Regions from separate parts of the Homo sapiens genome. Here all the other regions are linked to region 1. A link is a loop called in an ENCODE intact Hi-C map of the cell type or tissue named here. Cell type or tissue: sigmoid colon. All regions are shown on one strand. Region 1 has its middle 23 kb from the start of FAM20B. Region 2 has its middle 72 kb from the start of FAM20B. Region 3 holds the start of LOC124904462 (a long non-coding RNA gene). Region 4 holds the start of ANGPTL1 (angiopoietin like 1).

Region 1 (8,000 bases):
TCAATTTGGAGTTGTCAGCATTTTCCTGCTCCAAATTTTGACTTGAAGTCAATGGAGTCCTTCAAATCGGAAATTTCCCTATGTTGATTAAGCTTCAGTGCTCATAGAACTATCATACTTTTGCCTGTTTTATCAAATTCATTTTTCTCAGGTTTTGGGATTTGAAAAAAATATATGATTTCCCAAAAAAAAATGCCCAGAAGAAATCCCTGCATGAAAACACTAGGCCATGATCTTTGCCTGATTGCTAAAGGAAGAATCTTGTTAAACGAAATAATATCATAAATGAGAACGTGCATGGGGGTAGTGAAAGCAATGGGTTAGGCCCTGGTTGCTGCCTGTTAGAAGAGCCCTGGCCCTCACACACCCACAGCCCAGGCACGATGTGATGTAACCCTTTATTATTTCCCAGGACATCTCAGATCTGTTTTCCTCTGAAATATTAGGACTCACATCAGCCCTTTGGTCACAGTTAACAGTGCATCATTTACATCTATGTGTGACTTTGTCACTCTGTGGCACCCAAGTAGAAAGAAGAAGGTAAAGGCACATTAGAAGAATCCATTCTATTCCCTTTCTGCTGTCCTAGCTGTCAAATCAGCAGAAAGCTTAGACAGACCGTATGTTTACTGGAAGGGAGGGTAGAGCCCCAGAGAGGCTTCGGACTGAGACCTGTTCTGCCTTCTGTCTGGAAAGGGAAGAAATTCCTCCACCAGAAGCAACAAGAGTTGGGAAGCAGAGATCAAAGAAAGCAGGCAATTTCTGCAGGAAGGGGGAAGGGAAAAAGGGAGGGAAGAGTGATGGGTCCCAGGCGGGGGCGGATTTAGCATGAAACTAATGAAGCTTCAGCCTCAGCACCCCTCGCTTGCAAGGACCCTTCCAAGTTCCTGGGTGAGGCCCCTAGAAATTGGTTTAAAATTTGCAAAATTTGGAAAAGTGAGATATATTAACAACAATCAAGACTACAGCCATGTGTGGTAGCACTTGCCTGTAGTGCCACCTACTCAGAAGGCTAAGGCTGGGGGATCACCTGAGGCCACGAGTTCAAGATCAGCCTGGACAACCTAGTGAGCCTTCCGTCTCTAAAAAAATAAAAATAAAAAATTAAGACTACAGGCTGGGCATGGTGGCTCACACCTGTAAGTAATCCCAGCACTTTGGGAGGCCGAGGCGGGCGGATCACCTGAGGTCAGGAGTTCGAGACCAGCCTGGCCAACATGGTGAAACGCTGTCTCTACTAAAACTACAAAAATTAGCTGGGGGTGGTGGTGGGCACCTGTAATCCCAGCTACTTGGGAGGCTGAGGCAGGAGAATTGCTTGAACATGGAAGGCAGAGGTTGCAATGAGCTGAGATCAAGCCACTGTACTCAAGCCTGGATGACAGAGCAAGACTCGTCTCAAAAAAAAAAAAAAAAAAATTAAGAATTAAGACTACAGTCTTTTCCCTCCCTGACATCCCTCAGTCACACTTCCTTTCTTGTTGGGTGGTATTTGGAGTGGCTGTGGGCATTTTTAATCTCTATCTAAGGAGAAATTGAGTTGAGAGTATGTTCACTTATGTGATTTGCAGTCACTTTCAAGTATAGTTTCTAGCAGCCCCTCCCTCAGTCAAGGAATGGCTTCTAGGGGCATCTCCATTGTCTACTGTATTGACTTAATACCAAAGGTCCTATCCAAATATAAATGTGACTTTCAATACCTGGCACCGGAAGTAGGTGGGAAGTGGAACAGAAAGAATGTTGAAAACATATGGAGTCAGAAGCTAGTTTGTAGAAAATTCTTTCAGCTATGGTAAATGTAAAAGGCAGGGTTCGCTTTTCACTGATGTCTAGTCAACATTTTCTTCTTCCAGGATATTCCCCCTTGCTGTGACTATTTTTTTTTTTCTTTTTTGAGATGGAGTCTCCCTCTGCTGCCAGGCTGGAGTGCAGTGATGCAATCTCGGCTCACTGCAACCTCTGCCTCTTGAGTTCAAGCAGTTATACTGCCTCAGCCTCCTGAGTAGCTAGGACTACAAGCGCCCGCCACCATGCCCAGCTAATTTTTGTATTTTTAGTAGAGACGGAGTTTCACCATGTTGGCCAGGATGGTCTTGATCTCTTGACCTCGTGATCTGCCCTCCTTGGCCTCCCAAAATGCTGGGATTACAGGCGTGAGCCACCGTGCCCGGCCTTTTTTTCTTTCTTTCTTTCTTCCTTTTTTTTTTTTTCTGAGATGGAGTTTCGCTGTTGTTGCCCAGGCTGGAGTGCAACGGTGCAATCTCAGCTCAATGCAACCTCTGCCTCCTGGGTTCAAGCGATTCTCCTGCCTCAGCCTCCTGAGTAGCTGGGATTACAGGCATGCACTACCACGCCTGGATAATTTTTTGTATTTTTAGTAGAGACGGGGTTTTTCCATGTTGGTCAGGCTGGTCTTGAACTCCTGACCTCAGGTGATCCACCCGCCTCGGCCTCCCAAAGTGCTGGGATTACAGGTGTGAGCCACCATGCCTGACCTGTCGTGACTATTCTTAATACTGCTGCGAATACAATTATAAACGCACTGTACATTTATTTATTTGTTGGGATTGAAAAAATAGAATGTATGAAATTCTTGAGTTAACCATAAACCTATAGCAATATTACAGAAATTTTTGATCAACTATGCTGGAAAAAACACTAAATTATCTTTCTATTATTTCTATAGAAAATGGCACTACAAAATTGTTGGCATTTGAAGCGGTCATCAAAGAGTAGGCAGACAGAAGCACATGGAAAAATATTATAGAAGTGTATCAGTTAATAAAAACGTGAATTTTCTGGATTTTGTGATGTTTGTGGTATTTGTCAGCCTTTAAAAATTTATAACTTGATGTCATCTATTTTCTCATTCTAAATATTTACTTTTATATTCAACTTTGTATTTTTTTATTTTGTGTTATTTTTCTTGAAGAGATCTCCAAATTATATAAGCTTCAGACTTCACAAAACTTGATCTGTGCCTGGACTGTGGTGTGGGGCCCAGGGATTTATACCAACAGCCATTCTTGGCCCTCAGCAGCCTCTAGGGTCCCTAGCCCATTCTCCAAAGTCCGCATCCCAGCCCTCATCTCAGGCCCTGAGAGCCATCAACAACATAAGGCTGAGGAACTCTTTGCTTCTCTGGGGAGCAGGAGGGTGGGTGAGCCAGTGAGACATGCATTTGCTGGATTAGACCTCTGGGGACTTTTCCCCCAGCAAAGTCCTGCCTGGCAGGGTGGTTGGCCATTGTGTCAGTACCCACCACCCTCCTGTGAAGGGTGAGCCCCTGGCCCTTGTGGCCTGGGCTGAGGTCTCAACCACCAGCAGCAGTACTTGAGGCTGAGTCTGCTGTAGACTTTAAAAACAGGACTGGTGGCCAGACACAGTGGCTTATGCCTATAATCTCAGCATTTTGGGAGGCCAAGGCAGGAGAATTGCTTGAGCCCAGGAGTTCAAGACCAGCCTGGGCAACATAGGGAAACCTCGCCTCTAGAAAAACTTTTTAAAAGCCAGGCATGGGGCCAGGCGCGGTGGCTCACTCCTGTGATCCCAGCACTTTGGGAGGCCGAGGTGGGAGGATCACTTGAGGTCAGGAGTTTGTGACCAGTCTGGCCACCATGGTGAAGCCCCATATCTACTAAAAATACAAAAATTAGCAGGACGTGGTGGCACATGCCTGTAATCCCAGATACCCGAGAGGCTGAGGCAAGAGAATCGCTTGAACCTGGGAGGCGGAGTTTGCAGTGAGCCAAGAAGGTGCCACTGCACTTCAGCCTGGGCGACAGAGCAAGACCCTATCTCAAAAAATAATTTTTAAAAACCCAGGCATGGTGGCGCATGCCTACAGTCCCAGCTACTCGGGAGGCTGAGGCCTGCTTGAGCCTGGGAAGCCGAGGCTGCAGTGAGCTGTGATCATCCCACTGCACTCCAGCCTGGGTGACAGAGCAATACCCCATCTCCAAAACAAAAACAAAAACAAAAACAAAAAACAGGACCAGCAGGAATAGTCTGCTGTGGATTGGGACCCCTGAATGTTCCAGAGGGATTTAAGTGTGCGGAATTCAGACGTCTTCCCTGTTGTGGCTGGCCTTCCCGCCTCCCCAGCCGTCTGCCCGAATGAGTGCTTACTAATGAGCCAGAGAGCTCTGAGCCGGCCTGTGTAGGGCATCCATGCAGGGCTCCAGGGGCCCCTCTCAGTGAAACAACATGACTGTGAAAACAATCTGCTGCTCTTCTTCTTCACCCTGACCTTGGGTCATTCTGGCGTAAAAGATTACTTTGCTCCCAGCCTCGGGGAAGTTTTTGTACAATTAGCTACAACTCGGCAGAAAGACCCTGCAGAGAGAGCCCTGGGGTCACCAACTCAAGCATGAAAGGACACTGACCCCGTGTGGTCATGTTTGGAGGTGCAGCACGGGGAGAGAGGAAAGGCCCCGGCACGGTCCTTTGGCCAAACGACCCCTGCAGGCCCTCCCTGACCGACCTTGCTCTGTCCCTGCTCACTTCACAAGACCCTGGGGAGAGGACCTGGCCCTATCAGGGCCTGCTGACTCGTTCTCCCCTGGCGAAATGTCCCCACCAGGTGCTCTCAACTCTGGGGTATGACTTCACAGGCCATTTGAGTTCAGATGGGTAAGGCGTGTAGGAAATGAGCTCAAAGGGTAGGATGGATTTTGATGGGGTAAGAAGAGAGTGTTTCTCACTCACCCAAAGCACTGAGCACAGTGTCCCAAACATAATGTGGAGTAAACACGCGCATGCACACGTGCACTTCAGGTGCAGGAGACAGCCTAAGCAGGGGCAGGCAGGCAGGCAGGTATGGAATGTGCATGGAGGGCTGGAGAGTGGAGCTGCTTTTCTGCGGAGATTTCAGGTTAGGTGGAGCACTGAGCTGAATTTTCTAGAAGCTGGATTCCTAAGCCCCAGTTCTGGGCTCTTTCTCTGACCACACAGCTGTGTAGAAGGAAAGGGGCCTGAGTTCTGCCATCTGGGCTAGGAGTCGGTATAGAGCCAGCCAGTTGTAGCATTTCTGATTCCATCTGAATTCCTAACACATCAAAATCAGATTCCATTCTGGACATTCGTTTTTTTGTTGACGCTGTGATTGAGGTCTCATAAAAAGAAGGTGCCATGCCTAGGACAAATGAGGAAGGAGAGGCTCAGAAAAGTTAAATAGCTGTGTCTTAAGTCACAGCCACTCAGTGTGTGAAAAGCCAAGCTGGGGTTTGAACATGATAAAAATACACCATGGCCGCTGGGCTCCAAAGTGCAACCTGCAGCTTCTAAAGGAACTAAAACCTAACTTGTTTCCTTCTCCCCCAGCTCAATCCACTCTCCCCGCTGTAGCAGAGCCATCGCCTCAAGGCAAATTGCATCCCACTGCTCAAAACTGAGCAACTCTTCTCTGGTCTCAGGATAAAAATGGTATGTGTGTCTTGGCTTCACAGACCTCCCTAACCTCACCCCTTGCTCTCGCCACATCACTCGCCATTCTTCCCTCCTGTGACATGGAACTTCAGCCTTGGTTCCATGCCTTGGCCTCCCAAAATGCTGAGATTATAGGCAGTTCCCTAAACAGCCAGCCTCTCAGATGTGGAGGACCTTGATTTGTAAACAAATCACCAGGGGATTTTGATAAAATACAGATTCCAATTCACCAAGCCTGGTTTGGGGGTCCAGGTTCTGAAGCTCTAAGAAGCTCCCAGGTAGTATGAATCTTCCAGGTCCACAGACCACAGGTGAGTAAAGAGGTGCTAAACACACCATGTTCCCCTCACCTTTGACCGCCACCAAACTTCCTTTGATCTGAAACTTTTCTCCTTCCTCCCCAAGGCCCCCTCCTGTATCTTTCACCCGGGTGGTAAGGCTACTTCCTCTCCAGGCCTCAGCTTAGGTGCTGCTGCCTCCCGGAAGTACTCTTAACCCCTTTGAGAATGATTAGGTCATGTCTTATCTGTTAGAGATGCAAATAATCCCAGCACTTTGGGAGGCCAAGGCAGGCAAATCAGCTGAGGTCAGGAGTTTGAATCCAGCCTGGGCAACATGGCAAAACCCCATCTCTACTAAAAATACAAAAATTAGCCAGGCATGGTGATGCACACCTGTAATCCCAACTACTTGGGAGGCTAAGGCACAAGAATCGCTTAAACTTGAGAGGCAGAGGTTGCAGTGAGCAGAGATCGCATCACTGTACTCCAGCCTGAGTGACAGGGCGACACTCTGTCTCAAAAAAAAAAAAAAAAGAAAGAAAGAAAGAAAGAAATGGGTGAAACGGGCCAGGCACAGTGGTTCACACCTGTAATCCCAGCACCTTGGGAGGCCAAGGATCACTTGAGACCAGGAGTTTGAGACCAGCTTGGGCAACATAGTGAGACCCTGTCTCTACAAAAAATACAAAAATTAGCTGGGTGTAGTGGTGCGTGCCTGTAGTCCCGGCTACTCTGGAGGCTGAGGTGAGAGGATCACCAGAGCTGGGGAGATCAAGGCTACAGTGAGCTGTGATTGCTCCACTGTACTACAGACTGGGTGACACAGTGAGACCCTCTCAGAAAAAAAAAAGGAAAAAGAAATGGATGAAATGATAATGATAGGTGGGATTTGTCTTAAAATACTCAAGAAAAAATATGGGAACAGGTACATGAAACAAAAATGGCAAAATGTCGATCATTTTGATTGTTGTTGAAGCTGGGTGATGAATATGTGAGAGCTCATTGTACTATCCTCTCAATATTTGTGTTTGTTTGGAAGTTTTCAAAATAAAAAGCTTTAAAAAAATTTTTAATAGACATAGGGTCTTGCTGTGTTGCCCAAGTTGCTCATGAGCTCCTGGGCTCAGGCAGTCCTCCCACCTTGGCCTCTCAAAGTACTGGGATTACAGGTGTGAGCCACCATACCTAGCCAGAATAAAAAGCTTAAAAAAATGAAGCCTGAGATAAGTGCCTCTCCCATGTACCCCCTTAGGCGACTGTCCTGTCTGCCCCCACCCTACAGCACGTATCGTACTGCCTCATGAGTGTATAGTTTTTCAAGGGCTGAGATTGTACTGTGTTTTGTTCATTTTTCTACACCAGCCCCTAGCACAGTGGTTGGCACAGAGTAAATTCTCAACATATTTTTGTTGAATGATTGAATGAAAATCCTGCCAGGTTATGTTAGTTGGCAGAAAAGAAGCAAATCATTGAAAATGTATGTCGAAATGAAACAACGCATATTGTTCCACCTTATGTAGAGCTGTGCTGCATCTGCTCCTGGAATCCTCTGTAAAGGTCACTGTGTCCCAAGGAAGATTCTGTGTCACATGAGAGAATCCATTTAAATCGTTAAGAAGAAAGCAAATGTAGACACTGGAACTCTGCCATGTATAAGGAAGAAGGGTGAATGGGTATGTGATCCAAAGGTGTTGAAAACAGAGAGTCATTCATTCAATCACCAAATATTGGTTCACTGTCTAAGCTTCAGCTTTGCCTGCAACGCTGGAGACTACTTCTCCAAAGTAGTTACTTGCATGAGATTATATGAATGGAAGCCTGTGTATATTGGCCAAATGAATGAGGCAGAAGTGGGTTTTGCGGGGGGTGGGGTGTTGTTTGTTTTGTGCAGGGATACCCCAAAAGAAAGGGGAGAGAACAGGGCAGTGGGCGAGATGGTGAGATATCTAGGCCCCACCCCAGTGGGACCAAAGGGGTAACTCAGAGCTGGAGGCTAAAGAGCTGACTTTGTAAGACCTGGGGTGTCAGTCTAATGACAGTCTGAGGCAACCCCAGGAACCCCAGGATTCGAGAATGAGCCCTTCTTGGCTCCACTGCCCATACACATCTGCTCAGACCCAGTACTGCTTTAATGTTCTGAGGTCTCTGGGTGACCACCAGCAGCAGGCGACAGGGAAAAAGGCCTGGGTTTTCTGGCCTGAACAATGGGATGAATAGGGATAAACATTGACAGGCATGAGAAATAAAGTGGGAAGAGCAAGCTCAAAGGAGACATAGTGTGTTCACTCACCA
Region 2 (8,000 bases), 49 kb before region 1:
CAGCCTGGCCAACATAGAGGAACCCCGTCTCTACTAAAAATACAAAAACTAACCGGGCGTGGTGGTGCATGCCTGTAGTCCCAGCTACACAGAAGGCTGAGGCAGAAGAATCACTTGAACCTGGGAGGCGGAGGTTGCGGTGAGCCGAGATCATGCTCCAGCCTGGGCAATAGAGCGAGACTCCATCTTGGGAAAGAAAAAAAAAAAAATCATGACCAGGTGTGGTGGTTCACATTTGCAATCCCAGTACAGGACTTTGGGAGGCCGAGGCGGAGGGATCCCTTGAGCCCAGGAGTTTGAGACCAGCCTGGACAATATAAAAAAGACCTCATCTCTTTTTTATTTTTTGTTTTAGTTATTTATTTTTTTCAGACAGAGTCTCACTCTGTCGCCCAAGCTGGAGTTTAGTGGCACAATCTCAGCTCACTGCAACCTTCACCTTCCAGGTTCAAGCATTCTCATGCCTCAACCTTCTGAGTAGTTGGGACTACAGGCATGCACCACCATGCCCAGCTAATTTTTGTGTCTTTAGTAGAGACAGGGTTTCGTCACATTGGCCAAGCTGGTCTCAAACTCCTGGCCTCAAGTGATACACCCGCCTCAGCCTCCCAAATTGCTGGGATTACAGACATGAGGCACCGTGCCCAGCCAAGACTTCATCTCTTAAAAAAAACAAAAAAACAATTAGCCAGATGTGGTGGCACAAGCCTGTGATCCCAGCTACTCAGGAGACTGAGGTGGCAGGATCACTTAAGCCCAGGAGCTCGAGGCTGTAGTGACCCATGATCACACCACTGCACTCCAGCCAGGGTGACAGAGTGAGACCCTGTCCCTTTAAAAAAAAAAAAAATCATGAATTTAGCAAATTGGATTTTCACAAATATTTAGCTTGATTGCAAACTTAAGCAAACACCTCCAACCAAACATTTAATTAAATTCATAAAGAGCAGCTCCTCTTAACTACTTTAAAGATATTAAATATATAAAACTCAAAAAAAGTCATGATTCTGAACTGTTTAATACCCTTACAGCAAAGCCTGTTATAAAAGTGTTAATACAGTGGATTTCGCTTTGTTTTTTATCCTAAGTTCCACACCTTCCTGGGGTGCCAATTTTGACAGCTTCCTAGGATTTCAGTGATTTTTACCAAGTACTATTTTTACCTTCCTAGGGTTTTTAACAATCTTACCAGACCACAAGAAGAAGAAAAAGAACCACCTCGAACTGCTGGGATTGCAGAGTCTGGGTGGTTGAACAGTTGATTCTGGGTAAGGATATGAGGCTGGGCTGCAAAGTCCAAGACGATTCAAATAAGGGGAGCTCCCTTTTCATCATTAAACCTTGTTACTTCACTAAGACTTTTAAAGTCCACACCTTTTGGAAAGGTGTCTGGGTTTTGCAACATTGAATTTTCCCCCTGGAATGAGATGAGTTCACATCTCACTTGGCAGCGTTACACAGTCCATTGCCCTGTCATCATGATATATTGGTGACCTGGGCTGTTAGATTATTAAAAACGTGTGTGTCCTCATTGGTGTTGTATAATAATTTGTAGGGGCCATCGTGAAGTTTCATCAGCTAAGGGAGGAGGCATGGAGTCCGTGAAGTTTGTGCTTCTCTCCAGGCCCATTGGGAACACATGAGGGACCCTTCTTTACCCAGTTGTCATGTGTGACCCCCAGGCTGAGAAACCCTGTCCTAGGACAGTGCCTACTTTTCCCCCAAACAAATCTGCTGACTCAGAGTTCCCTGCATTTCTTCTTTCCTGCTTACACAGCAGAGACAAACACAGATCTATCTTTATATACAGATAAGCAATTAACAGAAAAAACAAAAGACCTGTTCATAGGAAATGCCCTACTTATGAAAGTCAATACACAGTCAGGTGTGGAGGCTCATGCCTGTAATCCAGCACTTTGGGAGGCCAAGGTGGGCGGATCACCTGAGGTCAGGAGTTCAAGACCAGCCTGGGAAACAAGGTGAAACCCCGTCTCTACTAAAAATACAAAAATTAGCCGGGTGTGGTGGTGCATGCCTGTAATCTCAGCTACTCGGGAGGCTGAGGCAGAAGAATCGCTTGAACCTGTGAGGAGGAGGTTGCTGTGAGCCGAGACGGCACCACTGCACTCCAGCCTAGGCAGCAGAGCGAGACTTTGTCTCAAAAAAAAAAAAAAGTCAATACGAATGAACATATCCCATTAGATCCAGCCTCCTTTTAATCTCCAACCACTTCTCTGTACACTTAAAGTTTTTTGAGGATTGTAATGAATCCAGTCTGTCTTTAGCTCAGCCTGTTCCAATTAATGTCCAAATGCCAAGGCGTGGCTCCAGAGCGCCCTTGGTTTGACTCCTTTGTCCTGGCAGTGCTGCACCTGACTTCCTGAAAACATCCTTACCTCCTGGCAACAAGATGTTCCAGACCCATTCTGATTGTTTCCTGCTTCAAGATATGGAATCAACTCTCCTCCAAATAATCCTGGTTCCTTTTAATGGAGAATGCTATTAAAGATCACAATCTGAGTGCTGGCTGCATGTGAGCGTGGAGCAGGGAAGGTGGGGAAACGGGGTAAGCGTGCTGCTTTGGTGGCAACAGAGACAGAAACATATTTACTTGTAAGGTTGTGTTCATACTACTCTTTCCAACTTAACACAGCGTGCCTGGTGGGTTCCACCCACATTTCTCACAGTATGAGCCTTCAGAGGCCACTAAGACCTTCTCCATGCAGACCTAAATAAGAAGCCATAAATTCAGCCTTTACCTTTTCTCCCCATCCCTTCCTGTCAGGGGAAGGAAGCTGGACAGAGATTATTTTCTGACTAGCAGAAACAGTGCCACCACTTTACTCTTGTAAGAAGGCTGCCCTACAAGGATTTGGTTTTCAACTGCTTTCTCCAGCATATATTCTATGGGAATGGGGGTGGGTGCATGATCAACTTTGTATTTTGCACGGACGCCCCTGTAGCTGGGTCAAGGCTGGATGACAGGACAGAGGTCAGGACAGAGAAGCAGGAAGGTCACTCAAGAGTGGGCTGCAGGGCCAGGCGCGGTGGCTCACACCTGTAATCCCAGCACTTTGGGAGGCCGAGGCGGGCGGATCACGAGGACAGGAGATCGAGACCATCCTGGCTAACATGGTGAAACCCCGTCCCTACTAAAAATACAAAAAGTTAGCCAGGTGTGGTGGCATGCGCCTGTAGTCCCAGCTACTTGGGAGGCTGAGGCAGGAGAATGGCAGGAACCCGGGGAGGCGGAGCTTGCAGTGAGCCGAGATTGTGCCACTGCACTCCAGACTGGGTGACAGAGTGAGACGCCGTCTCAAAAAAAAAAAAAAAAAAAAAAAAGAGTGGGCTGCGGCCGTCCAGAATGAGAGCCTTGAACCAGGGAGGCAGCAGTAGAGGTGGAGAGGAGGACATGGAGCTGGGGATTATTTGGTGTCTGGACAGAGGAGATCAAGGTGCATCCCATGTCCCTGGCCCTAGTCTCCAGGTGGAAGGAGGTGCCAGCCCAGGGAGAGAACAGTGGGAGACACAGACACCTGAAGGGCCTGGAGTCAGCTTGGTTTTGACCTTGAGCTTGAGGTGTCTCCATTCAGATGGAAATATCCAGCTGTCTGTTGGATGCATGGGATAGGATGTCTAACACAAACCACAGGCCGAGGAAGCTCCCAAGCTCAGGCAGGTGGTTTGGAGCTGTCTGTTGCCAAGGAGTATTCTCCAGAGGCCGTCAACAGCTTGGGTTGTTTGCTTACACGGCTTGGGAAGACTTGGAGGCACTTCTCATTCTCATTTTGTGTGAGTCCTTGCCAGGAATCCCTGGTGTTTTTACTTAACACCAGAGTTCCAACCCAAATTAGCAAACGGCCCAGGAGGTGGGACTCAGAGAGAGGGCTGACCATGTCTCTCCACTGCCAGCTCTAGAGAACAAGGTTGGGGACCTAGAATCTAGGCCACAGAGGCTTCTAGAGCAAGCCCTGGCGATTCCAAAAGATGGTCTCTGCCTCCCAGGGTTTCCTGGTAGGTTCTGGAGTGTCTGGAGGGACAGTAGGGGTGAGGAATAGAGGAGGGTTTGCAGAGGAAAGATCTTCTCCCACCTCCCATGCAGCAATTTTGGTGGTGCTGTGGGGGTGCTGTGGGACGGGTCTGGCCCAAGCACCACCTGCCCCCCAAGACTTCGCCTTGGCCAGGGCAGCATCTGGGCCCCACCCGCAGAGAAGGCACCACCGCCTCCCTCCCTCGGAGCATCCGCAGGACTGTGCTCATCTGGGAGTGTTGTTTGAACTGCAGCCTGTTTTCACTCAGGGTCTGGACGTGGCAACTTGGATCCTGGTTGTTTACCTAATCTAGCGTTGGGTTATTTTTTCCCCTTTCCTGATTGCAAGAAAGTGCCAAATGTAATCAGCTGTCTGGGCCCATCGCTGTTCTCGGCTCTGAGCCAGAGAAAATCAGACCTAGAGAAGGATCGTTCCCAAGGCCAAAAGCTCACCCAGGGGCCTTGTTCCCAGCCTTCTTTCTCACCTTTCCCCAGTAGGGACCTAACCTCGAGAGTTCCATCTCCTCCTGGCCCCGTCACACTCCAGGCTCATTCCCCTCTCCCAGCCTGAGCTCATACTCTCTCCCCTGCTGGGGGTGCCCTTCCCATTTCCTTACACCTCCTGGGACCCCACCTGTCCTCACAGCTGAGCTTGGCCGTCATTGCTTCCAGCCCACAGTGACTGGGTCCTGGTCACCGCTCAGGACCAAGGTAGAATGTGACCACACCCTGCCTTCCAGCAGCTTCTGACACAGGCAGCGGCGAACGTGTGCGTTAACAATTACAGCCCCAACTGGAAGGATGAGAAATTCCTCTTCGGCATTTAGAGAACATCCTCGAGCCGACTTCGCTGCTGTCTTCCTCAGGTCTCCCAGGCACTTCTGCCTGCCACCTCACTGCCACCCCGCCGCCACCGACAGCACAGCCTCTCTTCCAGCCTGGGTGGGGGTGTGGGCTAGAGTTCCAGCTGCCTCCTGAAGTTGTTGGGAAATGACTTAAATCTTCCTTGCTCACTAGGGCTTGGAAGTGAAGTAAGTCAGACATATGTGGATTAAACCTTGTGATCACCACCGACCAGCGCCTAGAGAGGATGTGCGACACCCGCCTCGCTGCGTGGGAGCATGCAGTGAGATCATTTGCACAAAGTACTTAGCATCCAGCACACGGTACTTCCTCAATAGGTCTAAGCGGGCATTTCTGCATGTATTACATTCCATCCTCAGCCCAACCTTCATAAGGAAAACAAGACCAGCTCATGCTTCCTTCCGTTCTCCAGACTGACGTGCGGTAGTGCAATCTCAGCTCACTCCAGCCTCAACCTCCTGGGCTCAAGCTAGCCTCCCACCTCAGCCTCCCCAGTAGCTGGGACTACAGGTGTGCACCACCACGCTTGGCTAATTTTTTATTTTACGTAGAGATGGGGTTTCGCCATATTGCCCCGGCTGGTCTCAAACTCGTGGAGTCAAACGATCCACCCACCTTGGCATCCCGACCGCTGGGATTATAGGTGTGAGCCACTGCACCCAGCCTCTGTTCTCTTCTTCAAGCACAAATAGATGCATGCACTGCTCCGCAGCCTTGTGCTCTAAATAAGTAGGGTTCACAGGTGAGGTCTTTTCTCATGGCCAAATTGTATAAATGTAGGCAGGGAAGAGGGCAAAGGTTTTCAGAGCCAGAGACGGCACAGAAGTTCCTAGTGATGTCTGGTACGTGTAACTGCCTGTCAGCTGGTGGATGGGAAGCTGCTGTGTGAGCAAATATTTCTCTTCCTTCCCTTCCTCGACCTTCCATTCCTCCCCACACACCCCTTCCAATCTCATGGGTCTCCTCACCAGTGCTGGCCTCCCTGCCCCTCCAAAACATACCTGAAGAAATAATTCCCCCCAAAAAGAAAAATGTGTGTACAAAGATATTCATCACAAAATTATTTATAAAATGAGCCTCGATCTTCAACTATTGAGGAACAATTTAACTACAGCATAAAAAATGTTATAGAAGACTCTACAGATGTAAGAATGCATCAACATGAAGACAAATGTCTCAAAACACATTTATAAGCTGGTTCTAAGTAAAATAAGCAGAACATAAGATTGTTTATAAACACTGTGATTAGAAATAAGTAAAAAAATGTGTATTTCTCTGACTAAAGTTAGAAAGGGGCACAGATAAATGAAAACAATTGTGTAAGAGGAGTAGAAGGGGTTATGCATTGGCATGCTTTTAAATTCCCTTAATGTTACTGCAAAGTTATGTTAATAATAAAAATGTCATATAAAAATAAAAATGCCAGTCCTCTGTCCTATTCCAAGTAAGTTCATGTCAAGATGATCATGGCTTGGAGTTACCTTCCCCTGGTTGTATATTTGGATCTGAAAGAAGCCTCCTGGGAAGGAGACCTCTTAAATTTAAGAGGAAACTCTAGGAGATGAGGTCTGGGACAGGGCAGAGTGGAGCAAGGTCTCTGCTGCCTCAGCACCTGGCATGTGCCCTCACAGGGCGGAGAATTCGGGCACCGGGGGCCCAGGTGGCCATAGAAGGCACCACAGTTTTCTGGGCTCCTCCTATGGGCCAGGTGCCCAGCAGTCAAGAGGTAAATTAGAGATGGTACCCAATCCTCAGTTGCCCCATTCCATGGGACACACAGAGAGACCAGGGTCAGTCCAAGCTACAGTGTGGGTTAAAAGGGCAGGAAGCGAGTCACTGAGGTCTCAAAAGACAAGGAGGGGCCAGACATGGTGGCTCCTGCCTGTAATCCCAGCTCTTTGGGAGGCCAAGGCAGGAGGATCACTCAAGGCCAGAAGTTCAAGACCAGCCTAGCCAACATGGCGAAATGCTGTCTCGACTAAAAATACAAAAATTAGTCAGATGTGGTTGTGTGTGCCTGTGGTCCCAGCTACTCAGGAGGCTGAGGCACAAGAATCGCTGGAATCCGGGAGGCAGAGGTTGCAGTGAGCCAAGATGGCACCATTGCACTCCAGCCTGAGTGACATAACGAGACTCTGCCTTTAAAAAAAAAAAAAAATGCTAGCGGTGGTGGCTCACGCCTGTTATCCCAACACTTTGGGAGGCCAAGGCAGGCAGATCACCTGAGGTCAGGAGTTTGAGACCAGCCTGGCCAACATGGTGAAATCCCATCTCTACTAAAAATACAAAAAATTAGCCAGGCATGGTGGCAGGTGCCTGTAATCCCAGCTACTTGGGAGGCTGAGGCAGAAGAATCACTTGAACCTGGGACGCGGAGGTTGCAGTAAGCTGAGGTCACACCACTCCACTCCAGCCTGGGCGACAGACCGAGACTGTCTCAAAACAAACAAACAACAACAAAAAAAGACAAGGAGGATTTTGTCTGGGTAGGACCCATGCTGGGGGTCGGGGTGCTTTAGGGGAGAAAGCATGGACTTTGCATCCTCAGCTGAGATCCCAGCTCTATCACTTACTACCCAGGTAACCTGGAGCAAACTATTAATATTAGTTTTCTCGTCTGTGAAATGGGCATTTAATGATCTCTACCTGAGTATTAATTCTCCTGTGTATGAAGAGAGGTCATGGATCTGAAAGTACAGTGCCTGCACCTGGCAAGTACTCAGTACATGTTGGCTTTCACACTTATTTTTGGTGGAGGTGGCAGGAAACCCAGGCAGCCTGTTCCAAGTCCACGATGCTCCCACTGAACCACGTGGTAGGAAGGACAGAAAAAAGTGCTATGAATCAGGACAAAAGACACTAGAGCCCAGGCGCGGGGGCTCATGCCTGTAATCCCAGCACTTTGGGAGGCTGAGGTGGGTGGATCACCTGAGGTCAGGAGTTCGAGACCAGCCTGGCCAACATGGTAAAACCCCGTCTCTACTAAAAATACAAAAATTAGCTGGACGTGGTGGCAGGCACCTGTAATCCCAGCTACTCCAGAGGCTGGGGCGGGAGAATTGCTTGAACCCCGGAGGCAGAGGTTGCAGTGAGCTAAGATCACGCC
Region 3 (8,000 bases), 190 kb before region 1:
TCAAGTTGTGGATGGAATAAAAAAGAAAAATATAGTTCTGCACCAAATGCAGTTGCCTTCACAAGAAGATTCAATCATGTGAGTTTATAAATTTTGATACTGTGTCTGAAATTCAGTTCCTCAATATATACTTTTTCCTTAAGAAATAATTTAACTTTTTACATCAGTTCTGGAATATTTTCAGCCAGTATCTCTCAAGTATTGTCTCTGTGCATGATCTCTTTTTTTCTCTGTAACTCCTATTGAAAATTTATTGGAACTTGACATTCTTTCCTGCTTGTCTCTTAACCTTACATATTTTCTCTCTGTTTTTGTCCTCCATTCTGAGTGATTTCCTCAGATCTACATTTCAGTTCACTGATTCTCTTCAGATGTGTTTTATCTGTTTCAAATCTCTATGCTTTTACACCAGTCATGCTCTTTTCTTATTTTTATTTTATTTTTAAAATTTATTAATTTTCAACATAGTTTCTGTGTTATTATTGGAACTTCTTGGGGTACTACTACTCTATTTCTGCTCATTCTTAAAGTGGTTTTTTCAAAGATATATAGTGAATTTTGTATCTTTGGCTTGAAAGCTCGTGTCTGTTTAAGCTTTATTCATGAGAATTTTGCTGCTGCCTCAATTGAGGGAATACATTATTCTAAGAGGCTTTTTGTTTGCTTTTGCTCATACGTAGGGTTGTCGCAGACCTGGGACTGTTTTTTATGTTTATTGTTTTGCTTGGGGCATCTTTGTACTTCTCTGTAGTAAAAATTTAAATACCAAATCCAGTTAAAGGCAGCCTGTAGTTAACAAATTCTTCTTTTAAAATTAAATTAATTTTTTCTTTTTTTAGAGACAGGGTCTCTGTCACCCAAGCTGGAGTACAGTGCTGCAGTCATAGCTCACTGCAACCAGTCCTCCTGACTCAGCCTCTCAGGTAGCCAGGACTACAGGCATGCACCACCACGCCAGACTAATTTAAAAAGAATGTTTTGTGGAGATGAGGTCTCACTATGTTGCCCAAGCTGGTCTCGAACTCCTGGCCTCAAGCGATCCTCCTGCCTCAGCCTCCCAAGGCACTGTGATTGTAAGCATGAGTCACTCTTCTCAGTCTACAAATTCTTATGAAAGAGTTTTTCTTTTTTCTCCTTGACCACCCAGAGCTTACATTATTATAGATGCACTTGTATGTTGTCTCCCTTTTTCAAGGGAGTTGAAAAATAAGTGAATTGTTTTAGTCTGCCTTTTCACTGAGATTGTAGACCTTTGAGTAGCATTAGATAGAAATGGAGGAGCGGAGAGGTGTGAGGCCTTGTATTATGTCTTTGAAGGAGCATTAAGTCCCAAGCCCCTAATGTCACCGAGATAGGAAATCCTCCAAGGGCAGTTACAGTACCCACTCTTGTAACCACTGCTTTGCTTTTATTTCCTTATTTGTTTTTGATCTCTAGAGGAAATCCTTTATTTTTCTTCCAATTCAGAAATACATTAAAAAAAAACAGTTTGTTATATGTAACCCAGCAATTCTAGGGGTTGATAGCAAAAATACTTTTTCTTGTGAGTCCAGTAATTTTATGAAACCATGTCTTGGTGTTGGTTATTCTGGGTCAGTGTTCTTAAATGTAGTTGGCTTTAATGGACTGTCATTTGGGGAGCACGTACACTTACCCTTCCAGTATTGGGGTCTCGGGGTGGCTGGATTTATTACATAGTAGCTTAGGGCTCTCCAAGAGAATGTTCCAGCAATCGAGGCAGGGGCTGCATGGTCTTTTATGACCTCGTCCTGGAAGTCAGTGTCACTTTCACTAACACTTTCTTCATCAAAGCAGTCACAAGCCTGCCCAGATTCAGTAAGAAGTGATATACGTCCTAACTTTTGATAGAGAGTGACAAAGAATGTATGCTTAAAATCACCACAGCATTTGTCTAAGCCAGGTGCAGTGGCAAGTGCCTGTAGTTCCAGCTGCTGGGCGGCTGAGACAGGAGGATCACTTGAGCCCAAGAGTTCAAGACCAGCTTGGGCAACATACTAAGACCTTGTCTTAAAAAAAAAAAAAGTCACGTTGGCCAGGTGTAGTGGCTCATGCCTGTAATCCCAGCACTTTGGGAGGCAGAGGCTGGTGGATCACCTGAGCTCGGGAGTTTGAGACCAGCTTGGGCAACGTGGTGAAACCCTGTCTCAATTTAAAAAAATACAAAAATTAGCTGGGCATGGCAGCTTACACCTGTGGTCTCAGCTACTTAGGAGGCTGAGTCAGGAGAATCACTTGAGCCTGGGAGGCAGAGGTTGCAGTTAGCCGAGATCACCCCACTACACTCCAGCCTGGGCAACAGAACAAGACTCTGTCTCCAAAACAAAACAAATCACCATAATATTTGTATTAAAATTTGCCTGATGTTAAATTTAATTAAGTTGGTGAACATGCACTTTAGATTTGAATTCGTAGTTGATATTTGCTAAGGTTATTGTTAAGATTTCCATAGCATAACTTGATTTTTTTTTTTTTTTTAGGAGTAAACCTTGTTAGAACTGGGGAGGATTATTACTTTTAGTAGCCCAAGTATAGTAACAAGTATTAAGGTGACTTTGTAAAATATGTATACTTTATATTTACATATATATTTGTAAAATATATGTAAAATACATACATAATGACATTTCTTTACAGATGAAAATTGCAAGTAAAATCTGAAATATTTCTCATTAAAAATGTGAAGAAATATGAGGCAGTGGCATTATTTGTTGCACAATAATTTTGAACTATATTCTGTATTTAGATTTGTATAAGTGAACCAACTTACAGTGCTTTGACTTTTTTTCATAGTACATGAATTAAAGTGTATTACATGGACATATTGTATCATATAATAAGCAAACTATTCAGAGTAGAGCATTATCATATTATATATCTAATCTGCCTTCTAATAAATTAGTTTTAATTATTTTTTAAATCAAGATGGTTTTATTTGAAAGCATTACAAAATTTTTGAAATGCAGTTTTAATCTTAGAATGTTAACTTAGATATATATTTTTTTCTTTTGATATTTTATTTACACCAAGAAAACCCTACTTGGGAATCTTCACTTATGATTCTACTCAATCTAAATAAACAGTCATGTAGAATTACACAGCCACAGAAAAACCTGCTATAAGTAGCACCTTTAACAATGTTTAATTTTAGAGCTTACCTAATTCTGCCAAAATTTTTTAAAATACAGCAAAAAAACTTACAAATTAAAAATCATAGTGATATTTATTTAAAATTTTTATTTACAGGTAAGCTTTTGGGTTGTTAGAGAGATTCTTCATGCTCAAACATTAAAAATTAGAGCAGAAGTTTTGAGCCACTATATTAAAACTGCTAAGGTAAGAAAAACTTGTGTTTTTATTTTTGAGTTCAACCATTCATAAATGTTTGTAAGTGAATAAATATTCGTGATGCTTTATTCACTGTTTATTGATACTGGAAAAATAAGACTCATTGATATAAGTCAATTTTTAAAATTGGATGCCTACTTTCTCTGCCTTTTCCTTTATTCTTCCTGTTTTCCTACCTTTTCTTTTATATTCTTCCTCCCACTCTCTGAGTAGCTGAATTATGTGATCTGTTTTACTGAATAAGTAGACAAAGGTTGGATTATGGTAAAGTATGATATTTATAAAATATTGGACTATTCTGCAGGTGATGAAGAAAGCCATAAAGAATTAAGTAGGAGAATACTACTTCACTTCTGAAGTGAACCATGTGAAGAATAAGACTTTATTTTTAAGAGAATGGTATATGTGATATTACCACATTGTTAACTGAACAGTTATTGTGTGACATAGATAATAAATACAGCAAGAGAAATGGAGAATGGATTTCAAAGGTAGTTGGAAATTAGAAGGGTGAGACAGGATGTTCTACAAAGGATACCAAGATTTTATTAAAACTTGTAACAACTCTGAATTTGGTTGGAGGGGCAGAAAGGGGGAGTGAGCCCTTCCCTCTCCATCATGAAGGGTCAAGGCCGGCAGCGATGTAACAAAAGACAAGTTAATGAGAGAAAAGCATAGCAGATTTATTACATGTGCATAGGAGTCATACAAAGTATAAACTCAAAGCAGGGCCAAATGGTTGATGCTTAAATATCTTCTTCACTGGGGAGAGGGGAGTTTTGGGGGAGGGGGTACATAAGAGTAAGTGATTTTCAGGTAAAATGAATGAGCCCAGAGAACGAAGTCCTGAGACCAAGTTTCTCTGAGCTCTAGGGGAGGTGGCATTACAGGTTATGGGAGAGCGAAGGGAGAAGAACATGTTAAGCAAAGACAGATATCTCAAGGAAGTATCTCAGATAATCTCAGAGCTACCCTCAGAAAGAATAGTTGGGGTCGCCTATGGTTGAGTTAATCTTTCCTAGATCTGGACAAGGGAGAGGATGCTCAGAGGAAGCCTAGCTGTTCATTTCACCATTGTAGATTTTCTTTACAGATGTGAATCTCCTCCACAAAGGGCAGCTTTTCAGGGCTATATCTGTCCGTAGGCCCTCTGAATAGCTATCTCAAAATATGTCAAAGAAGTATATTTTAGGGTAATATATTTTTGGTTTCCTTTAATGTTAAGTTCACTAAGAAGTATGGTAATTGTAGCCACGTTCATTCATTACTCTTGTAATAAATACGTAACTTTCCTCACATGTGAATGAAAGAAGGCAGAATAAAATGAGGATATCATGTTTACAGTTATTAAAAGTCATAACTCTTTCCTATTTTCCTTAAGAACATGGGAGCAATTGTATTCTAACATTCTATGGCACTAGGTGGCAGAGCTAGCCTTCTACAAATTTGATATTTTGCAAAAGTGTCAAAATATTTTTAGAAATTCTTTGTGATGATATGTTAGGTAAATACTTTTTTTTTTTTTTTTTTTTTGGAGGTGGTGTTGCGCTCTGTGGCCCAGGCTGGAGTGCAGTGGTGCGATCTCGGCTCACTGCAAACTCTGCCTCCCGAGTTCAAGTGATTCTCACATCTCAGCTTCCCAAGTATCTGGGACTACAGGTGCATGCCACCACACCCGGCTAATTTTTGTATTTTTAGTAGAGATGGGGTTTCACCATGTTGGGCCAGGCTGGTCTTGAACACCTGACCTCAAGTGATCTCCCACCTCGGCCTCCCAAAGTGCTGGGATTATAGGCGTGAGCCACTGCACCCGGCCAATACTGGTTTTTAACTAATAAAAATTAATGATTCTTCATGGATTCTGCATTATTATTTTCTGATATTTTTGTTAGTTTTTAAATTTACTTGTATGTTCCACTCAAAACCACCAAATTTTGCTCAAACCTACCACTGTCTTCATCAAACAATCATTTAACTTCAGTTCAGACTTTGAATTATTTTTGACAGCACTTGCCTTCATCCCAAGCTCTAAACTCATAATTGTTTTTTTCTCATTGTCCCTTAAACCCTTCTATTCTGACTCTCTGCCTTCTATACTGTTTGTTATAAAACTGGCAGGTCTCTTACTTGAGTATTGTTATCAGTCAGCATTCTCCAGAGAGATAGAACCGTAGCATTCTGTATAAACATGTATAAAGAGATCTAAATATAAAATGTATAAATAGATTTTAGGAATTGGCTTATACAATTGAAGGGACTGGCAAGTATGAAATCTGTAGGGTAGGCCAACAGGCTGGAAACTCAGGAGTTTAGGCACTAGTCTTGAAGCAGAATTTCTTTTCCAGGAAACACCAATTTTCAATGTTAAAGCCTTTCAACTGATCAAATGAGGCCCACACACATTATCAAGTGGAATCTCTTGATTTGTAGATGTTAACCGCATCTACAAAATATCTTCATGACAACACCTAGATTAGGGTTCGATTAAATAACTGATACTAATAGTCTAGACAAGTTGACACATCAAACTTACCATCACATAGATACAAAAGAATATAAGAATATTTAAAGTATCAAAAGAATGATAATGTGGATACCCATGCACCCACTGACCACTGGGAATTTTCATATGCCTCTTCATATGCCACCTCCTTCCCTTCTACTGCAATGGGAACTACTGCCTTGAATTTTTTCTTTTACAGTGTGTATGTTTCTGAATCATATGTTGCTGCAAATATATGCTTTTGGATTTTGTTTAAATTGAATTATTCCATATTTACTTTTGTACTTTCATAACTCAGCAGTGTTACTTAATGGTTTTGGGAGTAGCTCTGTTGTAGAGTATCCTATTTGTATATATCACAAATTATTCAATGTACTTTGGATTATTTCCAAATTCTTGGCTATTATGAGCCCTGCTGCCATAAGCATTCTTGTATGAGTCTCTTGGTGCTTATGTGACGGTTGAAGCCCTAGAAATACAGAGTTCGTACTAGCAGTGAAATTACTGAGTCTCTCTCTCTCTCTCTTTTTTTAGACAGGATCTTGTTGTTCTGTCACCCAGGCTGAAGGCCAGTGGTGTGATCCCAACTCACTGCATCCTTGACCTTCTGGGCCCAGGCAATCTTCCTACCTCAGCCTCCCGAATAGTTAGGATTACAGGCATATGCCACCACCTGTGGCTAATTTCTGTTTTTTTGTTTTGTTTTGTTTTGTAAAGACAAGGTCTCATTATGTTGCCCAGGCTGGTCTTGAACTCCTGTGCTCAAGTGATCCTCCCATGTTGGCCTCCCAAAGTGCTGGGATTACAAGTGTGAGCTACTGTACCTGTCCCCTCGTCTCTTTAGCTTTGTTATAGATAACCTCCAAACTGATTTATATTTATATATGCTCACTAGCAATGTATGAAGATGCCTGTTGCTCCACATCCATGTCACCATCTGATATTGTCAAAATTTTTCATTGTTGCCAATTCTGGTGGATGTGAAATTTATCTCATTTTAGTTTTAATTGCTTTTCATTGAATCTGATAGGAGTGAACATCTTTTCTATGTTGGCCATTTAGGTTTTCTCTCTTGAAAGGTCTGTTTAAGATCTTTCAGCAGTTTTCTGTTTTGGTATTGGTCTTTTATTGTGTGTGTTTTGGTTTTTTTGTTTGTTTGTTTTTATTTATTTATTTATTTTGATGGATTCTCACTCTGTTGCCCAGGCTGTAGTGCAGTGGTGCAATCTTGGTTCACTGCACCCTCCACCTCCTGGGTTCATGTGATTCTCCTGCCTCAGCCTCCCAAGTAGCTGGGATTACAGGCTCACACCACCATGCCCAGTTAATTTTTGTATTTTTTTTTTAGTAGGACAGGGTTTTGCCATGTTGGTCAGGCTGGTCTTGAACTCCTGACCTCAGGTGATCCTCCCATCTCGGCCTCCCAAAGTTCTGGGATTACAGGTGTGAGCCACCGCGCCTGGCAGTCTTCTATTGATTTTTGTAGGAGTTCTTTATATAACTCTAGATGCTAGTTCTCATAAGCTTTGCATGTATCTTGCTATTTGTAGCTTGTCTTACCACTTTTTTCGTATTTTCTGATTTACATGTTCTTAATTTTAGTAGTCAGATTTACTGATCCTTAATTTCTGTCTTGGTCTGTTCTGGCTGCTATAACAAAAATACCGTTAACTAGGTGGCTTGTAAAAACAAACATTTATAAACAGTGAACATTCTAGAGAACTGTGAGGATTAAGTCCAATATCAAGGTGTCAGCAGATTCAGTGTCTGGTAAGGGCCCATTTCTCATAAAGCCCTTCATGTTGCAACAAAGTTCCTTCAAGCATTTTCCCAAACAACATTTCCTCCATATTGCCCTGCCAACACACCCCACTGCTACAATATAGATGAAGGCTGTTCTGGGAATTTATGTAAGTGGGATCCTACAGAAAGCTATTACTTGTGGTTGACTACTCTTGCTCACCATGTTGTTGAGATTCATCCACATTGCATGTTATTGATAATTCTTTTATTGCTAAGTAGATTTCCAGTGTATGGATATTCCACAATTTCTTCATCATTTGCTTATTAATGCACATATTGTTTTTACTTTGGCTTTTATGAATAAAACTGTTATGAACATTTTTGTGGA
Region 4 (8,000 bases), 130 kb before region 1:
CTAACTTTTCTAGACCTATGATTTTTACCCTAGTCATGTCATAACCACAGAGGAGTCTTAAGTTTATGTTTCTTGTTTTTCGCTGCCTTTTCCTGGTTTATGTCCCTTTTCATTGACCGGTTACTTAATTATGCAAAAGTATTTATGGATAATTTTTGGTAGAATTTGTGTCCACGTTCTGCCAGATCATTTTTTTACATCTCAGACTCTTCTGCGGCAATTTCTTTCCTTCTGTATGTATTCTGTCAGCTGATAGTTATATATCTAACCTATGATTATGGACCCCTCCCGAAAACAAAGGTCATGTCAATGAAATATAACTCTTATGCTGTCGTCATGAAGACTACTGCTACTTTCACTTTCTAAAACCATGTTCCTTTTTTGGTATTTTTCAATTGAATAGTGTCTTCAAAATGGGTAGATAATGAAAATAAGGCAAATATAGATGGAGTATGGAGAATTATTATTATTTTACTAACAAGAGAGGGAATGAAAACAAAAGATAGGGAGGACATAACAATCTGTATTTCTATCGAGGCCTTCTTTTGCTGACTGATAGCCAAAGCACACATGGGTATTTTTTTTAGCTTTTTATGTTTTCATACCTTGCTTTCTGACATATATAGAAAATTTAGAAACAGTCATCTATTTTATTTTTAAAAATAGACTTTTACTATGTAGGAGTTACCTATACCAAAAACCAATAAAACATTTATTATATCTCCAGATTCGTGGAATTTAGATATGGGTTATTTTAAAAACTAGGGACAAGAAATAAAAGCCATCATCCTCCTGGGCACATGCATATCATTTTTCCTATATATTTAATTTAACTTACCACTGCTAAAGTCCATTCATTTTAATACTAGAATGGAAACTCTGAGATCATAAAATTATTTTACTTAAATAATATTTACTATGAAATAAACTACCAAAACAAGGAAAATGCAGGAAGTAATATAAAACTCTAAAACAAATAGAATTTTATGAGCAATATTCTGATTGAACAGCTTGTATTAATACCAGACACAGATTTTTATAAAACAGCTAAAAGCGCATCATCCAAGACTGCTGTTAGGACTTTGCATCAGTGTTGTCATTGAAGAACAAAAAACACCAAAATGCTAATCTAAATTAAAACAAAAACAGCTTCCTTGTGTGTATTCTGCCTTGGCTCATTGTGGTTCCTATAAGATTAAATCATAAGATAAATCACTGTTTACCATAAGAGAAAGTGGTCTAAATTAGCATTTAAAGGAGGCAACTAAAAGTTTAGTTTTTAAATAAATATAATTTTTTTTTAATAAATACAAAAGTATTGGCTTCACTGTCACTTAAAGCAGGGCAAGGAGCCACATTTCTTAAGTAGTAGACTAGCTACGTCAGGAGTAAAGAACTGGTTTTAAAAATACATTTACTGTTATGTTTTCTGAAAACATTCTCTTATTTAATATTTTCTCACATATGTTCAGTTTTGAAGCAAAAGATCCATAAATCTATGTTACCTCATAAAACTTTCTGTATATGTTAAAATTTTCCTAGGCCCCAAGAGAATGTTATAAATTAGTTATAGAATACTTACGTTTAAATTTAAGTCTTTACTTAGTTGTTTTTAGAAGAGAAAAAAAAGTCTTCTATGCGTTGGGTTAATTTTATTAGTAGCTTTTCTCTTCATAGTTGCTATATTGCCAGCTAGTAGAGAGAAGAAACGAAAGTCAGGATTTGCCTCCTTTCAGATGGTAAACTCACAGAGGCATTTAACTGGCTGTGTCATGCACTGAAAACAGCATGAGGCAATGAAGTTAAATTTATGAAGCATTCAGGATATGTTAGATAAAGAATTTCTAGATTGTGAAATATGTTCTGGGAAGAGACTTGAGAACAATCTAATCCCCTGGATATATTTAAGAAAAGGATAAATAGTTATCTGTGTAATTTGGGGTTCAGATTAAATGCCTGCCTTAAGACAGCGTCAGTAAGAACTGAGGCTTAATGAAGTCCTGCACTTCCCATAGCATGCAACAACAAAAAAGAGAGATGACAGTATTTCAGATCCACTGTTGCTTGGAAATTTTGTTAGAATTTCTTGTAAAATATGTGTTTAACAGAAATCCTGCCAGCATTTACAGTTTTAAATCTTTAAGGAAAGGACACAAAAGCAAAGTTGGAAAAAATTTTAGCTTTACCATTATTTGCTTGTTCAAGATTCTTAACCATTAATATCTTTAATTTTTACAAGGCTAAAGGAGCCCCAAATCTAACAAACTTAAGTGTCTTTGGTTTAAGGCATACTATTGGTAACGAGTAATTTTATCTTTAATAGTTTTTATAATGCATGTAAAAAAAGCTCCCAGATAGAATATTGAAGGAAACCTCTTATGTGTGCTTAACAAAATTATTTCTACCTAAAATATTACATATTTTTGGCCTTTTAGTCATGAATTTAATTACATCTTCTGGGTTCTTATTTTCTATTGTTAATACCACTTACATAATGCTTTTGTGTGTATATCAATAACTTAGCTTTTCCAAGTGATTCCATTTGTAGCAAGTTTAATTTCTGTCATCCAAATTAAATTACTATTACATGTAAGCCTGGAAAGCTATTTAAAATTTTGAGTTGGAACAAGAAATGCCATAGATTAATCTTAAATCTGTACAAGAATTTCTGCTTAATATTTGGTTATACTGTAATTGAGATTTTGTTGCAAAGACTTTCAACTATTTTTGTATCTTAGCTTTGTTTTATGACTACACTGAGAAATCCAACAGTTTATGTATATCTTCAGCACACACACTGTGGCTGCAGGAAGAGAAACTAATTGTGTTCACGACTATTTAGTTTGTATTCCTTTGTTTTTAATCATTGTGCTGTAAGCCTTATACATTTAATCTGTTACTTGTTAAAATTTCTTTCTACTGTCACTAAAGCACTTGTTTTCAGAAACCCAGCATGGCATGCATGTATCAGTCTGTAATCATATACACTAAACATCATTAAATTGAACCTCAAATAATGCATTAACCATTGCACAGTACTTAATGTTTTTATGTCAAGTTGCAAGATAAAACCTTTTTCAGATGAGATAAACTGTAGTATATTCCAAAGGTCTTTGTTTAGTAAAAGATTCTGAAATTTCTACTACAAATATAAAATAGTTATGCATTTGCTATACATAATATTTTTAAATAAAAGAAATATTAAATACCTTTTTGTGTCTGTTGATTCAGTGAATCCAGAAACTTGCTGCCCTTATTCTTGATTTTAAAAATCAGTGTAGAAGTTTGTTCATCTGTGACTTTAATGGCAGCTGCATTTTTGTTTTGGACCGTTGAATCCAAGCTGTAAGAAGGAACTTCTTTTTCCTTTTACAATACTAATCAATTGAATTTGACAAGCCACCTATGTAATTTTAAGTAGTATAGTGGAAGTTCTGGTCTGTGGGCCGTCTTTAATCCAGCAGAGAAAGCGTTGTGGCTTTGCTCTGTCTGCCACATGGAGAAATGCAGTAACCAGCTGCAGCTGACCCAGATTGTATATACAGTACCCCTGAATAGTGATTCCCTCTTTCTCAGTAGACTCAAGTTCAGCCCACATATTACATCACCAAAAATTGCTGGAGACTGGGGGCGGGAATCTCCTTAGGATTTCCTCTTTGTAGCCTTAAATAGGGGGGTGGGATCAGCAGGAGGTTGAATAGTTTTGAACAAGGAGAGATTGTGTGCAGGTTGAAGGAAGGGCACCATCTGGAAACAAACTATCATAGTTCAGCGGGCAATTATAAAACAAACATTTTAGTCTGCTGGCCAGAGATCTTTTAAGTTGAATACCGAAAAAAAAAATAGTGCTCCACTTCACTTAGAAGTAGTTGCAGGCTGATGAGTTTGGTTTTTGTTAACAAAGAACAAGAGCTAGACTTTGTCAGGAGGCAGCCACCTAAATAATGTAATAAATACTCTTTATAGCCTAGAAGAATTTGTAAACATTTTACTAAGTTGCTAATGAAGGTTTTAAACTTACAAGAAACTTGATGTTGTTGTAGTATGTTATGTCTTACTGTGTAATGTGTCTTAAGATAAAACAGCCTTTATATATAATTACCAAACATAAGTGAAATTCTTTCAGATGCTTAAGACTTTTAAATATTACATTCTGGTGTTACATAATGTCATATCCTCCTATTCTACAAAATGACCTCTCCTCTCTGTAAAAGGTCATTCTTGTTATTAATTGATGTGGTGTGGTTTAAAAACAAACATAACCCTGAACTGAGTAAAAAACAAGGAAGCTCTGACTCTATGCCAGCTATGTGAACTTAGACAAATCACTTTACCTGCCTCTGGCAAGGTTCTTCTGCTATGAAATAAGGTGGTGGAAGAAATGAATAAGTGTTGAGTACAACTATACTATTGTATTTCATTAATTGAAGAAATGTTAAATAACTCAGTAGCTGAAGAAACACAAACTTAGGCTTAAGTAACTTAGCTTAGCACTTAAGTACTAAGTAGTGGAACTGGGATTTGAATCTAATGCCAAAGCATTATGCCACACTCTCTGTCATTGATTACCTAGTTGCTGTAAGCTGCTTCTAGATAAAACTTTTGGGCTTTCTCTACATACCTGTGCTTTCCCTTCCTTATTGCTGTAGCTTGTGCTGTGTTTCTCTTTCTGTTAGGCCACACTGTTGATCCACATCCTTTATTTAAAGTCTGAGCTTATTTTCTACCTCTTTCACAGAATCATTTATTTGAATTCCTATGCCATATATAGGTATACCAGAGGTTGCAAACACAAGGGCCTAGAAAGGCAAATGCTCACAAGAAGAATGGAGCAGGTAATATAAATCAGTGAAGTAAATCAGTAGTAAGATACTGGAGGGAAATGAAGTTTATGGCAAGTTGGCATCCTTTTGGTTAATTTAAAGGGATCTGCCTGCACCTTCTCAGCTGTGCTTGTGGCCATGAAGGATTATGAGACAGTGTTGCCAGATCTTCCCATTATTCAGGAAAAAAGAGCCATTTAGATTTTTCCTGTAATACTTCCTGATTTTAAAAAACATTGGGACAGATGTGCTGCCAGCTTCTGGCCTCTGATTTGTATTATGTATCGTTTCTTGAGCATTCAGTAATTATGTTGTAGTCACTAATGGCTTAAATCTGGGAAAAATAAGAGATAATAAATTCTTTCTGAGCTTTTAAACTTTCAGCAGTTTGGAGCTTTCTAACTTGAGCACTTAGTAATATCACTAGCCAGGGTAGGAAATTGGAATGACAGGTATTTAGGGACAGATTATGGTTAGATATGTTAAATTGAAAATGAAAGTCAGGAGCTCAGTTATATGGAGAGATTTGAAAGTCACCAGCAATTAGGTAGTAGCTAAAGCTATGGAACTAAGATACTAGAGAAAGTACATGTAGAATGTAAAGGAAGGTTAATGACAGACCATGATACCAATTTCCAGGAAACCAGCTTACAAGAAACATGAGGAAAAAGAAGAATGGTGGGGGCTTAGGGGGAAGATACGAAAGTTCAAGGTAGGGAAAACCTGAGAACTAGACGAGAATGGTTACAATACTGCAGAGACATTACATAGGGAGGGGAGACCAAGAGAGATGTTTTAAGACTTAGAATGAGAAAGTTATTAATGCCATTGCCAAAATAAGTGATACATACAGATTTCAGATTATTTAGTGTGTTGAAGGGTGACTAGATAAAATTTAACTGACAAATTAGTGTCCACAATACATTAAGAAATTAGAAATCCATAAGAAAAAGACAACCCAAAAGAAAAAATGAACAGAAACATTTATTACATAGAAATATATACGTTTAACCTTATTACTAATCAAGGAAATAAAAATTAAGACACAGAGAGATACCATTTTATACTCAGAAGATTGGCAAAATTGAGATGGATAATACCAATTGTTAGCACAAATGTGGATCAACAGAAGCTTATATACCGTGAGTGGGAGTATGAATTGATACAGCTTTGAAAAATAATGTGACACCATCTTGTAAAGTTGAATATTAATATACTTTAGCACTTGGCAGTTTTGCTCCTAGGCATGTTTGTATATCCTGAAGAAATTTTGTACATGTGTACTGGGAGATGTGTATAAGAATGTCTATAGCAACATGGTTGGGGGTGGGATGGGAGTAACTCAAAAGTCTATCAAATAAAATGGATGAGTTACAATTGTCACACATTAGCTTGTTCTCATTATAAGGAATTACAGCAGCATTTAACAGCGTGGACAAGTCTTAGAAACAAAATAGACGAAGCAACCACAGAAGACCATATTTTTAAATTTTATTTAATAAATGCTTATAAATCACTTGGTATGTACTAGACACTTTTTTTTTGAGACGGAGTCTTGCTCTGTCACCCAAGCGGGAGTGCAGTGGTACGATCTCGGCTCACTACAAGCTCCGCCTCCTGGGTTCTCGCCATTCTCCTGCCTCAGCCTCCCATACTAGACACTTTTCTAACATTACAAATACTATTATTTAATCCACACATACAATAAAATATGATTTTTAAAGCTCAAAAATAGGCAAAAGTAGGAATACAGACAAATGTCGGGGAAAAAATAAGGGAATGATCTTAAAGTTCAAGGTAATGGTTACTTCTGGACAGGAAGCAAGGAGATGAAGTAGAGAAGGAACATACAGATAGATGCAACAGTATTGATGATGTCGTAGTTCTTTTTTAAAGTAGTTTACCCCAACATATTAAAATATTAACATGTAACCAATAAAAAAGTTAATAGATATTTTACATTAATTTTTCATGTTAACTCTTCAAAATCTTGTCTATTTTATATTCAAATACACCTCAATTCAGAATAGACCCACGAAACAGTAGTCACATGTGGCAAGTGGTTATATTGGACAGCACAGTATAGCGAGTGACTACAGGCGAGTTGTCATCTGAGTTTAATAAGATGGAAGAATGGCAAGAACTGGCACATTAGTACCCCGCTCAAATCCCACTTCTTCCTTGAAGCTTTCTCTGATCCCATCAGCAAGGAATGACATTTTTTTGCACAGAATTCTTATGAAACTCCTGTTTAAACTTTTCTGTGCTACTTTTTTATATCTTCTATTGCTGTTATTGATGTACATATGCCAACATCCCCGTGCCATTTCCTTGAGGAATCTTTTAGCTCTCCTTAGGGATGTTGTAGTCATAAGTTGACTGGTCTTTCACAAATGTTTATTATGTTGTTTGATAACAACAAGTGTCACATGTGTTGATAATTTTTTCTTAGGGCAGGAGTCTCACCATGTTGCCCAGACTGGTCTCAAACTCCTAAGCAGTCTGCCCGCCTCAGCCTCCCGAAGTGCTGAGATTACAGGCATGAGCCACCGTTCCCGGCAATAATTTTTGTGAAATCACGATTCTCACACAAATATGAAATGAATATGTGTCAGAATTTTCATTTAAATTATTAAATTTATAAGGGAATCAAAAATGTGTCAAGGGAGAATTCAAAGTAACACACATATATGCAATCAGGAACGCTGAAGTAAATTTACAAATAGTTGCAAAATTGGTCATCACTGATTAGATCCCACTGGACATAATTCTTTGGCATGTTTATGGACAATAATTTGTATTACCAGTTTTCAACAGCTGTGCAGAGTTGTAAAATAGCTCAGAAGGACCAAATGGGTGCACTGGAGACAGGATACCCAGTAATCTTTTTTCCCATCTCAAAGTTTTTCACAATTTTCCTGACACATGTGTATCAAATATTACATTAAAAATAGAACGAAGAATAAAAGAAGTGTACTATTGTATGTTTCTCTTCCAAGGTGTTTGTTGAAGGGAGGACAAGGATGTTATCTTGAGGCGTGGGATCAGATTTGAAGGAAGAGTTGCTTAGATTTTGTTTTATAAGTAGGGGAGATTTAAACATGTATATTGGGCCAGGTGCAGTGGCTCATGCCTGTAATCCTAGCACTTTGGGAGGCTGAGGCGGGTGGATCACTT

The links. Hi-C counts contacts between places; a loop is a spot of excess contacts. Peaks named below come from ENCODE experiments on the same cell type or tissue, not always from the same donor. Only the 100,000 strongest peaks of a DNase experiment are listed, where the experiment ranks them.
Region 2: a loop joins it to region 1, with 2.2 times the contacts of the local background. A loop is called at or near these places in 4 of 110 quality-filtered maps.
Region 3: it touches region 1 in a loop (11-fold over the local background); 57 of 110 quality-filtered maps call a loop at or near these places.
Region 4: it touches region 1 in a loop (3-fold over the local background); 8 of 110 quality-filtered maps call a loop at or near these places.

What each region holds. Positions count from the first base shown.
Region 1 is chr1:178,998,479-179,006,478 of GRCh38, forward strand. No RefSeq gene overlaps it. Among named protein-coding and RNA genes, the nearest start is that of FAM20B, 23 kb to the right of the region's middle. RefSeq lists a silencer at 4,458-4,557. In sigmoid colon, CTCF peaks have their summits at 1,899 and 4,410 (motif pointing left); DNase peaks (open chromatin) are centred at 1,943 and 4,403; H3K4me3 peaks cover 435 bases; H3K27ac peaks cover 891 bases.
Region 2 is chr1:178,949,439-178,957,438 of GRCh38, forward strand. No RefSeq gene overlaps it. Among named protein-coding and RNA genes, the nearest start is that of FAM20B, 72 kb to the right of the region's middle. In sigmoid colon, no CTCF peak of the experiment used is centred here; DNase peaks (open chromatin) are centred at 3,813 and 4,413.
Region 3 is chr1:178,808,051-178,816,050 of GRCh38, forward strand. RALGPS2 (Ral GEF with PH domain and SH3 binding motif 2) reads left to right here. Exons shown (of 20, transcript NM_152663.5): 5 at 1-78; 6 at 3,265-3,354. It overlaps LOC124904462 (a long non-coding RNA gene), which reads right to left and starts at 1,733. Exons shown (of 3, transcript XR_007066749.1): 1 at 1,655-1,733. In sigmoid colon, a CTCF peak has its summit at 4,792 (motif pointing right); no DNase peak of the experiment used is centred here.
Region 4 is chr1:178,867,532-178,875,531 of GRCh38, forward strand. The region is part of intron 8 of RALGPS2 (Ral GEF with PH domain and SH3 binding motif 2); the gene reads left to right. ANGPTL1 (angiopoietin like 1) reads right to left here and starts at 3,546. Exons shown (of 6, transcript NM_004673.4): 1 at 3,210-3,546; 2 at 1,583-1,692. In sigmoid colon, no CTCF peak of the experiment used is centred here; no DNase peak of the experiment used is centred here; H3K4me3 peaks cover 4,234 bases; H3K27ac peaks cover 770 bases.